Regions from separate parts of the Homo sapiens genome. Here region 1 is linked to region 2. A link is a loop called in an ENCODE intact Hi-C map of the cell type or tissue named here. Cell type or tissue: ascending aorta. All regions are shown on one strand.

Region 1 (2,500 bases), 340 kb after region 2:
ATTTCTCCCTGTCTTTGAGAGACAGGGCACCATCACAGATATAGGAATGAGCAGACTTAGCTTCAAATTCCAGCGGGGGAGACCATTGACAAGTCACATGCCTAAGGCTTGGTATCCATACACGTGGTATCCATGTGACTTGTGACACGTGATTAATAATGCCTGTCTTTAAGAGTCATTCTGAGGATGACATGAGGGAGCAAACACATGAAGTAGCACCATGGGTGCTTTGTAGATACAGACTGAATCTTTAGAACAATTTTATTTTACAGATGAGGAAACTGAGGCACAGAGAGGTTAAAGGATTTGCCATAGGAAGTATGTGATAGGCGACTTGAATCCAGACAGTTTGATGTCAGAGATCATGCTTTTAACACATGCTATATTGCCTCAAGGAAATGGATTTAGTAAATGGCAGTTGTTATTATTGTTATTGCTATTTTTAGTCTCTTCGCTTCTCTTCTCCTGCAGAGTGGAAGGTAAGGGAGGGTGCACAAGTGTTTGCAGGTAATGAAGTGTATGTGGGGCTTTTATCACCTCCACAGCCTAAACCTGGATCTTGTCATGCTAGGAAATCAAGCTACAATGGAACATTGATTTTTGCTGGTCACTATGAGGCCTGGAGGGTCGCGGAGTCCCCTGGTGCACTCAAACTTTATCTTTCTATCAATTAGCTTACACATCTCTAGAATGTGGATGGATAGAAACCCTCCTAGATTACAGAATCAAACCACCAATATTCTGGCCCCAATTAGTGACATAACTTCAATTCAGCTAGTAACTTCGAGGCTCACTTTCTTCCCCTTGGCTTCAAAAGGCTGTTTCATTCCAGTGTTCTACAAGACCCCTTCCGCCTTGAGGATTCTAGGATTCTCTGTCAGAGTCCTGGCCCAGTTAGCTTTGCCCTCACACACCCCACAGAACACAGAGCAGTCTCTTCTCTAGCCAGGGGCCAGCTGGGTAGTGTATCCCTCAATGTAGATCAGTGGTGACCCAACCACGACCAGCAGCCCTAGATCCAGGTCCCCACCTATTATTGTATACCTGTGAGCTAAGAATGGTTTTTACATTTTTAAATGGTTGAAAAAATTCAAAAGGAGAAAAGCACTCATGAGACATGAAAACTATATGAAATTCACATTTCGGTGTCCTTGGATAAAGTTTTATTGGAACCCAGTCTTGCTCTTTCATTTACATATTGTGTTTGGCTGTTTGTGGGCTGTTGAATATAAGTAGCAACAGGGACCAGATAACTACCAAGCCTAAAACCTTTATGATGTGGGTGCCTTACAGAAAAAGTTTGCTGACATGGACCTAAAGGCATGGCAAGAGAAAAAGTTCTAGTTTGGCTTTGTTTTATTTTGTTTTGTTTTACAAAGGAAACCCAGGTACTGTCTTGTGCTCAATCAGTGAAAAAAAAAAAAAAAAAAACCCTATGACCAAGGAGCAGCTCCTACAGCCAAGGAATCACAGAGTGCCCGGGCCTGGCCGTTTGCCAGCAGAAGTGGTTCTGGCAGCTGTGTGAGCCGTGGGGAGCAGCAGATTATCCCAGCAGCGTGAGCTTTGCAAAATTCCCGTCTCGTGGCTGAGCAAACCTGCTCGATGTGCCACAACTTTCCGTCAGTAACATGCCTATATGCTCATTTTCAAACATTATCTCTGCCAGGAGGGATAATTTGCTGTAATATGAGGATGAGACATCCAGGAGCCGTTCAAATCGTCATTCAACTTATTTTATTCTTTATTTTTAAACTATAAAAAAAAAATCCTGGAAATGGAAATGTTTCCAGCAAAATCAATTTTCTGCAGAAGAAAAACTTTACAGATTTTATTTCTGATCCAGCAAAAGGCTGGGTTCCATGGGATCCATACGGTTATGAAGAGGATGAGGAGTTGGGGTGTGTGTGTGGGGGTGGGGGAGAGGGGGTTGTTGTTAGATCAGATTACAGAAAAGCTAGTGCTTCGGAAAAACATTTAGATGGTAGATTTGGAGATAAATTTAAATATTATGATTGCTACAGAGAAAACTTAAGAAGGAAGTCCAGAAATAACCCAGGATCATAGGGAAGAAACCATTCAGTGGTTTTTAAGAAAACACAGCACTTAGTAGTTGCTCAGCTAGAGATAAGTCATAAATACCAAATAGAAATGTATTAAGAACTAGTCGATTCATCATCCTCCCACTACTGTAGAGAGATAGAGACTCCAGGCTAATCCCTCCTCCACTCCCATCACAGTTCAGCTGCTGGAGTCTTCCCAGTCAGCCTGATCTGGCCTCCTCCCTCTGGACCAGGGGGCCTTTCTGTCCTTCTTCCCTACCAACCAGGAAGCCCCTGGAGACCAGCATAATATTTTATTCCTCAGTGAATCCAAGGACTGCTTTCAGGGACAGAGCTGTAATAGGAGCCCAATAAATAAATGTTAGCTGAAAAAAAACAAAAACACCTATTTAGCTCAACTTTGGGAGTGGGGAGAAACCTTTTGTTGAGTTTGGAGCTCC
Region 2 (2,500 bases):
AATTGAGAATAAAAGCATGAATATTTAAATTTTCTAAAAGAAGTTTTTTTTTTTTTTTTTTTTTTTTTTTTTTGAGACAGAGTCTTGCTCTTATTGCTCTGGCTGGAGTGCAGTGGTGTGATCTCGGCTCACTGCAACCTCCACCTCCTGGGTTCAAGTGATTCTCATGCCTCAGCCCCCCAATTAGCTGGGATTCTTGTGCCTCAGCCTCCCAAGCAGCTGAAATTACAGGCACATGCCACCTCACCTGGCTAATTTTTGTAGTTTTAGCAGACATGGGGTTTCGCCATGATGGCCAGGCTGGTCTCAAACTCCTGGCCTTAAGTGATCCACCCACCTCAGCCTCCCAAAGTGCTGGGATTACAGGCATGAGCCACCATGCCCTATCAGAGAAGAGATTTCTTGGAGAGAAATTCATCTTACTCCTCTATTGTCAGGATTGAAAAAATATCCTTTATACTTTTAAACCCACTATCATACTTTTTAAACAGGATTTTTAAATAAAATCTATGCTTCCCTGTAGATTAGTAAAGCTAGATTTTAACAGGTAAACTAGAAGGGGTTAGAATTTAAGACACTTCAGGTAAATATAAAGGAAATCTATGTTTATTGACTCAATCCTTAGGATATCAGAATGAAAATATATGTGTGTGCATGTTTGTGTATTATTCTCCTAGCCATTTTTCCTCCCTTCAATGCCCAGATCACCTACCTGAAAACATGGTGGAAAGTCCAGAATTTACAGTAGATTTCTTAGTGCTTGACTTAAGTAGAATAGAGGAAAGGCACAACCTAAAAAGCCAAGTGTGCCCTTAGCAAAAGCAAATGTATTTGTTTGGTTTTTCTGCCCACTATAATTTCAGGAACTCTTACTCATCTAACACTGAAAAAAAAATATACAGCTTTAAGCTTAAAAAAAAAAAAAAGAAAGAAAGAGAAAAGAAAGAGAATTTTCTCCTCCCCAGTGCTTGTAATACCCCATTAAAAGCTTGGGAATAAAACTTCCTTCCCTATCAATGTTGTCCTTTTCCATTAAGCAAATATTGATTTCCTCTCCTTCCTTCCCCACCTCTACCCCCCTTAGATACGGGAGTCCAAATTACCATTGGCTCTTTTTGTTTACTTCCTTCTTTGTGTACTAACAAGGCTGAGTGTTTGTGTATTGCCTGCTGCTAGGCAGCCAACAGGGGGCGCTCACTGCATATTTTGATGAGGGGAAAAACGATTGGATTCAAAATAATCTTCAGTTTTCCTTGCACTTTCAATGCAAAAGTAAAGACTATAGTTCTCACACACAAAGGTTTTGCAAATGTGTTCAGAAGCAACGTGAGGAAATGTCTAGGTCAGGGAAGGAGGCCTTAGGGAGAGCCAGTATTTATACATGGAATGGGGATTTGAAGTTCCTAGGGACTTGGGTCCCTGAATGATTTGGGTCATTGATCATCAATTACACCTAAATTTTCTGGGCTATAATGACTAAATTTATTGGGCAATTTATCAACTTCTCACTTTGTGTACTTGGACACAGACTGAATAGTCAGAAAATATGTTCTAATTTTGCTTTCCCCCCGTTACTCTGGAGCGTCTCTTAGCATTTAGTTTAGGCTGCTCCATGTATAGGATGCAGAATGGAATCCTGTATTCCCACCGACAGTTTCTCCTAAGAATAAACTTCTCGGTGTCAAAATGGCAAACGAAAATAATAATGACACTTCGGGGTATATAAAATTTTAAGAACAGTCATACATTATAAGATCAAGGAAAAGCTGGGGAGGTGTTAGAATTTTAAAGTAACTCTTATCTACTTTGATTCAGATTCGATTTCAATTGAGAAAATTCCTAAAAATAAAACAACATGTAGCCTATTCAAATATTGTTTGATTTTCATGTTTAAAAGGTCAAGCTTTAAACTTGAAAGGAGTTTAAAAAGAAGTTGTTTGAGCTCCAAACAAATGCTAGCAGAAACAAGTTATTTTGAATTATTTGCTTCTAAAGACAGATAAAAAGAGATCAGACATAACAAGCTCTCATTAGAAGAAAATATAGTATATGGCAAGCCCTGTAAAATTTATCAGGATCTAACATTAAGATATACCCAAATTCATGGGTATATATTGAGATTTTTAAAAATAGTTAATATTGCTTACTGTTGATCACACTAATAAATAAGGTTTCCTATAGAATTATTAAAGCCTTCCTTTTGATTTACACAGCAAAGACTTCAGTAACAGTGATGGCGTTGCTCATTATTCAACAAAAACCACAGGAAAAATGTGCATCTTAGAAACATATTTTGTTCTCTTTCTGAAGCCCAAACAACTTCCAGCTAAAAGACATATTTTGATTAAGATAATATTTTTCCCTAATCAATATTTTTTACCTCTGGGTTATTACTTCCTTGAAGGCTTCTCTGACTTTTTTTTTTCTTTCTAAATTAGTCCATGTAGTTTATGAGAAATCATCAGCACTGCCATACGCTGCCGTTTACATTAAATCTTTC

Evidence for each region. Hi-C counts contacts between places; a loop is a spot of excess contacts. Peaks named below come from ENCODE experiments on the same cell type or tissue, not always from the same donor. Only the 100,000 strongest peaks of a DNase experiment are listed, where the experiment ranks them.
Region 1: it touches region 2 in a loop (2.5-fold over the local background); 2 of 110 quality-filtered maps call a loop at or near these places.

What each region holds. Positions count from the first base shown.
Region 1 is chr7:39,270,083-39,272,582 of GRCh38, forward strand. The region is part of intron 4 of POU6F2 (POU class 6 homeobox 2); the gene reads left to right. Among named protein-coding and RNA genes, the nearest start is that of SNORA20B, 58 kb to the right of the region's middle. RefSeq lists enhancers at 1,051-1,551, 1,552-2,052. In ascending aorta, no CTCF peak of the experiment used is centred here; a DNase peak (open chromatin) is centred at 1,509.
Region 2 is chr7:38,931,566-38,934,065 of GRCh38, forward strand. No RefSeq gene overlaps it. Among named protein-coding and RNA genes, the nearest start is that of VPS41, 24 kb to the left of the region's middle. In ascending aorta, a CTCF peak has its summit at 1,158 (motif pointing right); a DNase peak (open chromatin) is centred at 1,182.